Regions from separate parts of the Homo sapiens genome. Here region 1 is linked to region 2. Evidence: chromatin contacts called from ENCODE Hi-C or POLR2A ChIA-PET data. All regions are on one chromosome and are shown on one strand. The core of a region is the stretch at or near the end of the contact, and the rest is flanking DNA. Distances in the headings are between cores, read along the strand shown. Region 1 overlaps CHSY1 (chondroitin sulfate synthase 1). Region 2 overlaps LRRK1 (leucine rich repeat kinase 1).

Region 1 (5,702 bases), core at 3,190-5,689, 200 kb before region 2:
TTTCAGTCACTTGGTCTTAAACAGCTGGCATGTTTAGTAGCTTTTGACTGAATCACAAACATTGTATTTAAAAAAAACTGGAATGTCTTTGGATATGATTACTGTCCTCCAGTGAGGATATAATTTTGCTTCTGGCAGACAGTTAAGGTTGGACCACGTAACCTTAATCCAATCAGATATTGAGCTGAGTTTTGAATCAGCTGCTTCATTTTTCTAAGACTTGGTCTATTTCTGGCCCACCCCTGCTCTTAAGATGCAGTTCTCCTTTTCTCCCTCCACTTTCCTCCATTTCGCAGTCTTCTTGATTATGATTTCTTTAAAATCACAACTTAGATTCTAGTTTTCTTTGACTAAAAAAAACTATTTGTAATTTTAAAACTCAAGAAAATAGGATTTGAGATTCAAAGCATTACTTTTCCAGTATCCATCTAGTGTCTCTGTATCTCTTCTAGACGTTGTTTAAATGGGGATTAGTTTTTCTATTAAATGTAGGGTTTTTGCAATGACAGGAAGATAAAGTCTTAAGAGGTTTATGTTTAAGGTGTGATGGTGCCTTCAGCCTCTTTTTCTGCTAAGCACTTTTGCTTTGCACATTATGCAGAATTGTGGCTATAATAGGCCTTACTAACTCCCTGTGGCCAAGTATTTTTAAAATCTGACAATAAAAGGTACTGGCTAATCTGTTTAGTGAGTGATTATAATCAAATCATATTCCAAGGTTACAGATCTTGTTTTTGAACTTTGTTTTTTTCTTTTCCATGCTTTTTCCTAGAAACATTCAGAAAGTTTTACCAAGGTTAATCAGTAGGCAGGAAGAGAAATAACGGACTAAGAGTTGAAGACAAGTGCTTTAAGAAACTTACTCAGTATTTTAACGACACTAACTTGTAGTAACCTCAAAGAGTCTTCATTACAAAATTTAAGGCACTTGTATACTTTTTGTATACTTTCTGTGTTGAACTTGCCATTTCAGTTGTCATTCAGTACAGATCAGTCACATGCCAGTAGATTTCTTTTTAGCTTATAGTGTTGTCCTCACATCTTCCACACTAAGAAACTGAAGAATGCCACTATGTATCTTCTAAGAAAATACCTGTCTGTTGGAACAGTTTCTGATTCACTATTTATAACCTGCCCTGAGAATTAAACATAGAAAATATAGAAAGATTCATTTTTACTGCCCTTTCTCCTCCTCTGCTGACTTCATGCAAACATTTCTTATTGTTGCATAGCAACTGATCCTGCTATTTGTTATTTTTGTTTAGCAGGTTTTTTTTTCCCATGGAATATTGAATTCATATCACAATTTCCAGTCTCTGAAGCTCAGTGATAAAGGTTTTTACTTAACCCTTTTTCCTTAAAACAAAAAGCTTCACGGCATACAGGTATATATCGCTTTATTCTTCTTACGTAAGTCTATGTATAAGTTGAAGTTTTATTAAAACGGATGGCATTTTACGAACACTGGCATTATGTCCTTAGTCACTTTCAGTCTGAAACAGGTCTCCATCCTTTTCTTGATTTTTATGACCTTGACACTTCTGGAGCTTACAGACCAGTGGAATGTTTATCAGTTTGCATTTATTTTCTCATGATTAGGTTCAAGTGTGCAGATACTACAGAAGCGTTGCTGTGTTCTCTTTGTATCCTAACAGTTTGTGATTTTGGTTTGCTCTGTTATTGGTAGTATTAACTTTGGTCATTTAACTAAGGTAGAGTGATTAGGAAAACCTGGCCAGGTTTCTCCACTGTAAAGTTACTCTCTGTCTTTTTATATTTAGTGAGTGTCATTGTGGAGAGACTGTAAATATCCTGTTCCTCATCAAACTCCCACCCCCAATAGTTTTAGCATTAATTGATGTTTCTTGGCAGAATAAATGAATAGTGTGATGGTTGCTAAATGGTGATTTTCTAATCCAGTTATTCTTTCTACTTTTATTAGTTGAAAGTAAGGAAAAGCTTGTTCCTTTTCCCATTTACTTATGTGTGTGCTTGTATGAGTATACACTCTTGTATTCCTATTTTATTTAATGAGTTATAATCTCTTACCATTATTATACATTTCCATGTTTACATCACCTTAGACGTGTCCAGTGGCTGCTGTTTGTTGCAGGCTTCTGTATCTCTTTTTTTTTTTTTTTTGAGATGGAGCCTTGCTCTGTCACCCAGGCTGGAGTGCAGTGGCACGATCTCGGTTCACTGCAACCTCCGCCTCCTGGGTTCAAGCAATTCTCATGCCTCTACCTCCCGAGTAGTTGGTATTACAGGCGTCCGCCACCATACCTGGCTAATTTTTGTATTTTTAGTAGAGACGGGGTTTCACCATGTTGGTCAGGCTGGTCTCGAACTCCTGACCTCAAATGATCCACCCGCCTTGGGTTCCCAAAGTGCTGGGATTCCAGGCATGAGGCACCATGACTGGCCTTCTGTATCTTTTTGATATGCCCCTATAACTGTTTGAGCAATTTCTTTCTGGCATACTAAGATGTTTCAGGCTGTTATTTTTTCCCTGCCCTAGCCTTGCAGTCTGCCATCTCTCGAAGAGTCTCTGGTTCTTTTTAGTGGAAAACATTTAGAAGCCAAGATCTAGACTGTGGGTGTGCTCGTTGCTGTGGGTGTTGGCTGGCCCACTCCTGAGCAGTGGGCTGACCAGGGGAAAATGTGCATGTGTGTGTGTGTCCTTGGGTTCCCCCTGATACTCCAAATCCCATTTCAACCCCAAAGGGTTCTTCCTCTTCTCTCCCTTTCTGTATTTGTAATTGCTTTATTTGACAGTTGAGAAATCTAGCTGCTCATTGGCCTCAGCCACATTTACTTACTGCATCAGTTTCCGCTGTAAGTGAGCAATCCTCTGTTGCAATGCCTCCTTCCCGGTGCCTTCCCTATGTGACTCAACTCAAGGGTTGGCGGCCTACCTGACGCCCCAAGGCTGGGCCACTGCACCAGCCCACCCTCACCCCATCTGGGGACCCTATCTTGCTTGACCCCACTAGTGGCTTTTTACTTCAGGACAACGGGTGGGGCAGGGGCAAGAAGCCTAACTCCATCTTGAAATAAGCTTTTCAATTTTAGTTACTAGATTCCAGGTACTACCTGTGTCACATGGCAACGCAGCCCTCATTCTCAGAGGATTTTAAAAACCTGTTGGTAAATTTAGCAAGACTGAATATTTGCTTGGATAGTATATTCTGGAAGATCTATTTTCTTTGAGTGTTTATTTGTGCCAAATATTCAACTTTTTTTTTCTAGTAGATTGGGTCTTGTCTTAATTATTTCTGTATTCCATTTAGAGGTTAACATATGAGGCACTTGAGTGTTTGATGAATTAACAGATACAGAGCATATGAGAGAGGCACCTGGAAATTTAAGAAAAATATCCTGTTAACATTGAAATGAAATATTATATAACATACTAGAAGGTATTGTTGTTCACAGATAGCCAGCATCATGAGTTGGTTCTAAAAATCAGAATGAACAATTTTTAAAATACTGTTGTTAGTTGGCGAAGTGAAGACTTGGTGACGCTGATTCTTCCCATTCTGAAGGGTTATGTGGACGTAACTCTTTCCTTTGCTTTCAGCCAAAGACTTTTTATTTCCAAAAATGAGGTATAGAAGAAAAGACTTTTATTCCCATTTTGGATAGTGAGTGGCTTATTTTTCTTTTGACTGCAAATGCTGTGTTAATATAAAAAACATTTGTCAAGAGTAGACCCTTTCTGAGAAATATATTAGACAATATTTGTTTCAGTTATCTTAGTAGGATTTTTCCCCTTTTAGGTTTTGTTTGTTTCCTTTTGGCTTTGTTTTGTTTGGTCTTGTTTCTTTTAAATTAAACTAATTTTGGAATGTGCTGACACGCGAGAGTGGTACTGGATAGCCAGTGGAAATGCGTGGCATACGTTCCTAGAACATTAATTTTACCTGAGGTCTGGGAGAGAGACTTTTTTTATGAGATAAACATGGGTGTCCTAGAGTATCATTGCAAATTAGTGTGAATTTTTATGATTAAAAATGAGAAAAGAAATTTGGTATTTTTTGGAGGACTATTTTAGGCTGTGCCCCAAAACCCTGGGAATATTTGTTCACTCTCTCTGCCATTATGGCTGCTTCTGTGTAGGGAAAATAAAATGACAAACCTACATGTTTTCTCACAGATGATAAATGTATTTCTTCTTCTCTGTAGCCTATTAATTAATATCTAACACTGCTGTCTCTTCTAGCTTCCACAGTTTACTTTCTTTTGGTGCATAATTTAATGAGTGTTCGTTTATTTTCTGAAGTGTTATTTGTATAAAGTGAGCCCACATAAAAGCTTCTTTCCAAAGTGTTTTCATGGGAAACGGATCTTGGTGGTGATCTGTCACTTAGCACGTCACCGCCTTCAGAGCCCCAGCTGATGACTAACCCCACAGTGGGAGCTGCTACCCCTGCCTGTGGGTAGTGTGCCATGTCCTCCCTCACTGCGACCTCCACCCCTGCCTCTGACTCAGTGGTTCTCTTCAGTGGATCATATGAGTCTTTAGAAACAAATACCTGGTCGTTGGTTCTCCTGCCGACTCGAGACCTGGTGGGTTTTCCCTTGTCTGTCTAGTTTCACTCCGTGGCGCACGAGGCACACCATGCCTGTGCAGCCCTAGTCTTATCTCCTGAATCAAACCTCTCGCCTCAGAGGCTCACCCGGGGAGAGAAAGGAGAGCAGACAGAGATTGGAGTTTGAAATTAAACTTCTCATTTAGTATTGCAAACGTTATGAAGCATATATCAAAAATCAAATGTCCTGGAATCCTGCTGCCTTAGTGATGGAGCGTATTACTGTCTATAGGAACTTGAAATAGAAAACACTACCATACCAGGATCATGGGGTAGAGCAAATTAATAAACAATCTTCTTTTTTTTTTTTTGAGACGGAGTCTCTCTCTTTCGCCCAGGCTGGAGTGTAGTGGCGCTATCTCGGCTCACTGCAAGCTCCGCCTCCTGGGTTCACGCCATTCTCCTGCCTCAGCCCCCCTGAGTAGCTGGGACTACGGGCGCCCACCACCACGCCCAGCTAATTTTTTGTATTTTTAGTAGAGACGGGGTTTCACCGTTTTATCCAGGATGGTCTCGATCTCCTGATCTCGTGATCCACCCACCTCAGCCTCCCAAAGTACTGGGATTACAGGTGTGAGCCACCACGCCCGGCCAACAATCTTCAAAATTAAAATTCTTCACTTAGAGCAGAATAAGCATGTATGGGTTTGTGTGTTTAAATGTCAGGCTGCTAATACTAATAGTCGTTAGTAGAAAAATCAAGCTCAGTTTTGTGATCACAGTACTCTTCAGGTTTGGGTATGTGTCTTTTCACAAGTAGCTATAAACATCTGGTAGACCTGTGTGTTTTCTCTAGTTATCAGGAAACATTGTGGAGTCTATGTCAATTGATTACTAGCTTGTTTATATAAATGGGGAAATATAAAGACCAGGCTTTTTCTTAAACAACTGAAGAGTATGCTGGTTCTAGTTTCTTTCCTCTGAATCATGTGTGTGTGGTGGCAATTTAGTGACTGGGAGGCACTGGAAATTATTGGTTATAATAAATTGATGTCATGCCCACAGCACAGCAGGCAAAAAGGATGAATTAGAGACAGAAATAGTAATAGGGTTTTGTCCAGGAAACCTCAAGCATATGAGGTATTGCCATGTTGATTACTTTAAAAAAAG
Region 2 (6,172 bases), core at 587-3,086:
GAGGTGTATTTTTTTTCTTTTTCTCCCCATGCAAGGTTAAAGAGTGTGCATTGAAAATGTAGTGCATATGATTTTTAATTCTTTTGAAGAACTCTTACTGTGTCCTGTGTAGATAAAGACAAACCTCTCATCGGTGGGCCCTGGCTCCACTGACCAACAGGGATTCGAATCCTTCGCAGGCATGTAATAGCAAAATGAGTAGGTTCCCTGAAAGCTGCTGAGACCACAGAGCAGGGCTTTGAACCTTCTGGACCTGTCCATCTGGCCCAGGTGAAGGGCCTCACTTGGACGGCACTTGCTTTTTAAGTTCTGGTGTGCAGGCTTCTTTCCCGTTCTCACTTGGGAGTCCCATGGATTAATGCCTACCCCAAGCTCTTTCCAACATTCTTGACTCTTGCTTCACTTAGAGCCTTGGTTTTTCATTTTAAAAATCGATTCAACCCTTTATGGAATGAGGACTTGCAGTTATGTGTCCAAAAGAAATCAGGCCAGGTGCGGTGGCTCATGCCTGTAATCTCAGCACTTTGGGAGGCCGAGGCAGGCGGATCATGAGGTCAGGAGGTCAAGACCATCCTGGCCAACACGGTGAAACCCCGTCTCTACTAAAAATACAAAAATTAGCTGGGTGTGGTGGCATGTGCCTGTAATCCCAGTTACTCGGGAGGCTGAGACAGGAGAATTGCTTGAACCAGGGAGTTGCAGGTTGCCATGAGCCGAGATTATGCCACTGCACTCCAGTTGGGCAGCAGAGTGAGACTCCGTCTCAAAAAAAATAAAAATAAAAATAAAAAATAAAGAAATCAACTAAGGTCATTCCTCCTTCCATGCAAGCTCAGGGGTAAGGCTCAGGTCTCCCTCCAAGGCCTCCAGAAGAAGCAAGCCTGGACTGCCCACACTGTCCACCTGCTGCCAGAGTCCTGCAGAGTTAACCCTTTCTCTGAGGCCCTTCCCACTTTCCCTGGAAGGCAGAGTAAAAGCTGGTGCCTCAGAGCCCCATTGCATCCACCAGTGTGGGAAGGTTTGGCTGCCCTCATCTGATTCCTGGGCAGGACCAAGACAAGCATCTCAGGCAAGCATTCGCATGTCCCCGGGTGAGCTGTGTAAACTTGGGCCAGACAAATGATCTCTCTAAACCTCTCTGTTTTAACCTGAAAGGGAGGCTTGCCTCAGGGTAGGCAAAACTCCTTCTCCTATTTTAGCCAGAACATTTTTCCCCCAAAACCACAAAATACAACCCGGGAGCATGTGCAGGAGCACAACGGTGACAGCGGGGTCACACACGGCTCCGGTCACACCCCGGGGAGCCACCTGGAACAGATGATTTCGTCCGATGACTGCACGCCAGGCAGCTCCCCCAGGTGGTTGTCGGAGAGGTTCAGCTTCCGGAGATTGATGAGGCCCCAGGGGATAACCGAGGGGAGGGTCGCCAGGCAGTTGGCAGAAAGGTCGAGCTCCGTGATCTGGCAGGAGATGTCTATGAGCCAGTCTAGGTCTACCCAGGGCAGTCTGAGATGGGACCATTTCACACGGAGAGCCTGGTGGTGGAAAGAAAGGAAAAGCACATGTGGAGGGTGAGTTCAGGGCCCACATGGGCTTGGAATAAAGCAAGGGTTAATGCAAATGCGCGTCTGTGTGCCTGCTCCAGCCCGGGTCCCAAGAGGCCTGCACATGTCCTTCTCGGCCGCCGGCACCTGCCACGGTGGTGGGTGCAGAAGAGCTACCTGTTCCCATCGGCACCTGCGTCTCACAGGCAATCTGTGCACAGCGCCTGCAAGTCACCCTCCAACCTCCAGAGGGCGCCGGTGGGCGCGGGCTCAGTGCCGCCCCTCAAGAGGCGGCTCACAGGGAAGAGCGCGGCGGGATTGTCCACGTACAGAGGAGACCGCTGAAGCGTCCAGGCGCCTCCCCCAGACTGGAGAAGAAAGCTGACTCCCAAACCCAAGTCTCTGACCTCCCTTCAAGGCGGCCTTTCCTGTGATCAGAGGAGCTGCCGCCTGCAGCTGCCCGCACCGCGCCAGGGTGCTTGGTGGACAGGCTGCTTTCAGAGCGAGCCTGAGATACAGACAGACGATGGCCACACAATATATAAAAAACAGAACTCTGGCCCACGACCCACAGTGACCTGCCTAGGAAACCAACCTCTTTATCTATAGCAAACAGCCCGGGAAGCCAGTCTCTTGCAGGAGGCCAGCCTCTTTTTTTTTTTTTTTTTTTTTTTTTTTTTTTTTTGAGATGGAGTCTCGCTCTGTCGCCCAGGCTGGAGTGCAGTGGTGCGATCTCGGCTCACTGCAACCGCCGCTTCCCGGGTTCAAGCGATTCTCCTGCCTCAGCCTCCTCAGTAGCTGCACCACCACTCACGGCTAATTTTTGTGTTTTTATTAGAGACGGTGTTTCACCATGTTCGTCGAGCTCAGGCTGGTCTCAAACTCCTGACCTCGGGCAATCCACCCACCTTGGCCTCCCAAAGTGCTGCAATTACAGGCATGAGCCACTTCTTATCTCTAGTAACAACCCAGGAAGCTAAGCCATCATTTCCGTAAAAGTCAGTCTAAAATGGCCAGGACTTGGTTAATAACTGACCGATTCTCTAATTTTTGTCCTCACTTTCCATTTAGGACCAACCCGAGAGAGCCAACTTTGCACCCCTACCAATCCCATAGGATGCCCAGCCTGCAGCGAGGCCCCCCAGCTTCCCCACGACAACGGCCTCCCGGCAGGAGGCCCCGGAGGCCTTCCCTTTGTCCCACTAGAAAGCTCCCGCTCCTCTGCCAGCCTGTGGGTCTCTGCCACACGCAAGTCCTGGTGGCTGGCGCTCTTGCCGTTGAAGTCCTGCTAAACAAAATGTCTTTGCTCCACTCATTTCTCACTGGTCTTCCTTTATTTCCACCAGAGGGAGTCAGAAGGGCCAGCGGTTTTCCGGCATGGGGTGGTCAAAGGGACCTGGCGAAATATATGGGAGCAGGACTTTGCTCTTTCTTCCTGATTACCGAAGAATATTGGGCTCAATCAGGTTTCTGGGGAGAAGAAATCTGCTTTTGGGTCTGTTTCTTCGAAGCAACTGGAAATCCGTATTGGAAAATTAGAGGAGCAGAAATATGAACAAAAATTAGTGCTTCGCAAATGGGAAAATGTAACAAGCAGAGGCTACGAGAAAGGTCCCAATAACGTGGGATGAATTCCTCAAAAATTGGCGGCAGGTGACGGGCATCCCTATTTGGCCACCAGATGGCGATGAGCGCCTGTCTTTAGCTCCTCCTCCGCCCACTCCAGGAGTTTGGAAAGACTGGGCCTACGCCCCTCAACACTCCGTCCGGTCTTTGAACCAGAGGAATGAGGGACTCTGTCGCTCTGTCTGTCTGTCTCTCTGTTCACATGGATGAAAAGGGAAGGGCGGCACTGGATCTTAGGCCAGGAGGGTAGATTCTGAGCTGATTTTTTAAGACAAGTCACTCAATTGCCCTGGGCCTGTTTGATTGTTACTATTTTACTCCCCACATTTTAATTTTGAAAAATTTTTTAAATTTCAGAAAAGTTGCACTAGGACACAGTGAATACCTGTGCACTCTCCACCTCGACTCACTGATTGTTAAAACGCTGTCACATAGGCTTTTGCCCCTCTTTCTCCACACAAATACACACGCTTTTTATGTTTTGATGAATCATTTGCCAGTAAATTATACATCGTGATGCTTCACCCGTAAATACTTCAGCATGTATCCCTGAAGAATAATATTTTTCTACACAACAGCCGTATAATTATCATTTTCAGTAAGTGTAACATCAATACGATATTATTAAGTTCACAGCCCATGTTAGAATATTCTCAATTATCCCAGAAATGTGGTTTATAACTATTTTGTGTCCTGATCTGGGATCCCTTGACAATTGCATGACATTGCAATCACACACTGCATTACACTGTATGTTTCTTTACTTTTCTTTCATCTGGAAGAGTCTTCACACCTTTTAATGCCTTTTCTTTTTTTTTTTTTTTTTTTTATCACATTGTCGTTGCATTAAGTCCTGCAACTTTTAGCCTCTTCATCGGGGGCAGATGCTGGTGTGTTTCACTGCTTGTCTTATAGAATATCCCATAATCTGAATTTACTCAAGTTTTTCCTAAAGTTTAGATTAAAGTTAGCTATTTTGGGCAACAACCTTAGAGTCTAGTTGAGTGGTTCCCACTAAACCCCACCCGGGGCACCTGATATTAGGTGTTCCTGCTACAGGTGGTGCCCTGTTTGGTCTCATGGTTAAGGTGGTGTCTATCAGTCCCTCCTTTGTAAAGGTTAACATTATACCCTTTGCGATTAGTACACAATCTATGGGGTGATATTCTGAGACTATGTGACAATTCTGTGTTTCTGCATCCTTTTGCCCCATGGGTTTAGCCTCCGTTGCTGATCCTGGCCTGAATCAATTAGTACAACGGTGGTTGCAATGAGAAAGTTTTGCTAAAGCTACCTTTCTTTCTACATGTATTACCTGGCATTCTTCTGTATAGAAAAGCATTGCCTCCTCACCTGTTTAAGTATCACTATGGACTCATGGATTCTTTTTTTTCCCAAGTATCATTATTTTTTTGACACCCAAGTCATCCCCAATTTGTCCAGGGGGAGCCCCACTGGGGTGGGAGAGAGCCCCCTGTGTTCCTGTGACATATCGCTGTCAATTTTGGGACGCCTCCTTACTTCCCGGCAAAACAAGATCTTCCAGTCTCCTCTTGTACTTTCTAAGCCCAGGCCTTGATTCCCTTGAGCAAAAATTGGTATTTAGAAACCAAGATCTGGGTGTGAGGTGTGCTCATCACCGCTGGGGTGTCACTGCTTTTCAGCCCATTGATGGGACACAGCTCTGTATTTAACATGAGTGTGTTCTGATGCCTCCAATTCAATGCAGCAAAGGGGTTTTTTTCCCTCATCTTTCCATAATCCACAATTCACGACTGTATCACTCTTCATTCCATTATCATTGTTTTTAATCTGTTAAATAAGTGGCTTGGATCAGATGATGCCTAGGTCAGTTCTCGTCCCAATATTGTTTCCGGTGGTCGTCTTGCAAAGTACAGTGGCCTTTGGGTAGGAGTCTTTGGATAAGCATGACAGTCAGCCCAGCAACAGGCTGACAGGAAGGTCACCATGTGGACTTTGCAATGCCAAGTCAAAAAAGGCTCCACAGGGCCTGTCTGCCTCTCCTTCCTGGATTCACAGAGACACACCCAGGTCTCAGGGGCAAGGGCCAGACAGCTGAACATGGAATCAAGGTGTCCAGATTGCAATCCAACCCTCTCCACTCACTCTGCGTGGCCATTATGGTCTTTCCGTATGGAATGGTTGGTACCCAAACTGAAATGGCAGCCAAATGCAAGATGCAGGGGAGGCTGGTTATGGTTTTGGCTTTGACAACAAATCTTAAGTCTCTATTGAAAATCTTTAAATAAAACTCTGGGGACCATCATAAAATAAACAAAACAACAGCAAGTAATCAAATTATTACTGTAACATGACCCAATTATGGTACAAATACCTTGGGGAAGGGCTTAGGTGTGGCTGTCCTTACAATGGCAGCCTCCCTCTCAGCACCTCCTCCACATCCCCTGAGCTGGGGCTGGAGCCCTGAACTGCAGAAGGAGCAGGGGCTCAGCCTCAGGCTGCTTAACTAACTCCACGTGGACTCTGGGCAAGCCGCAGTGGAGGTGAGCACTTTTTTGGGCTCTGTTCAGCTTGAGACACTTTGTATTAACCTCTCCACTGATCTGTGTGGCACTGACTCAGCCCACATTTCTTTTGCTGTGGCAGACAGCATGGCCAACCGGAACCCGGACTGCACACCCCACAGTGCAGAGCCCTGCCTGGCTGCCTCTGCAGCTCAACCTCATACCCACTATGCAGCAGACACTAAATCAGTGTTTGTGAGCTGAAGAGATTCAAGCCACCAAGACCTGCAAGCTATCCACTCTGTGCACTTCTTACCAGATCAATCATCCTGAAATATCAAAGTCTGCGCAAGACCTTTCAGCTCTCCCTAGCCCACTCCGCCTTTAGCAGAACATCCAAAGTCCCTCCTTTGCAGCCTGACAGCCCCCCAGTTGGCTCCAACCCACTTTTCCAACTTTATGTCTTCCTGCCTCTTTCATAGCTTCTCCCTGCCCACCCAGAGCAGCCTCTGATCT

What was found. A loop is a pair of places that touch in the nucleus more often than their neighbours do. ChIA-PET counts read pairs that join two places held with the same protein, here RNA polymerase II (POLR2A). Pooled maps may share reads with other maps.
Region 1: POLR2A ChIA-PET joins it to region 2 with 13 read pairs in activated CD8-positive, alpha-beta memory T cell. The contact joins two enhancer-like sites. A Hi-C loop is called at or near these places in 1 of 168 maps with a recorded cell type or tissue (heart left ventricle) and 2 of 50 pooled maps. POLR2A ChIA-PET finds 5 or more read pairs at or near these places in 3 of 52 experiments (A549, OCI-LY7 and activated CD8-positive, alpha-beta memory T cell).

Annotation. Positions count from the first base shown.
Region 1 is chr15:101,205,153-101,210,854 of GRCh38, reverse strand. All of the region lies in intron 2 of CHSY1 (chondroitin sulfate synthase 1), which reads left to right. Among named protein-coding and RNA genes, the nearest start is that of CHSY1, 44 kb to the left of the region's middle. RefSeq lists a silencer at 4,961-5,126. Within about 2 kb of position 4,439, at least 9 of the 41 ENCODE cell types and tissues checked have a DNase peak (open chromatin) inside an H3K27ac peak, as active enhancers do.
Region 2 is chr15:101,004,200-101,010,371 of GRCh38, reverse strand. It overlaps LRRK1 (leucine rich repeat kinase 1), which reads right to left. Exons shown (of 34, transcript NM_024652.6): 7 at 1,309-1,535. Among named protein-coding and RNA genes, the nearest start is that of LRRK1, 88 kb to the right of the region's middle. RefSeq lists enhancers at 1,786-2,115, 3,094-3,388. Within about 2 kb of position 1,836, at least 17 of the 41 ENCODE cell types and tissues checked have a DNase peak (open chromatin) inside an H3K27ac peak, as active enhancers do.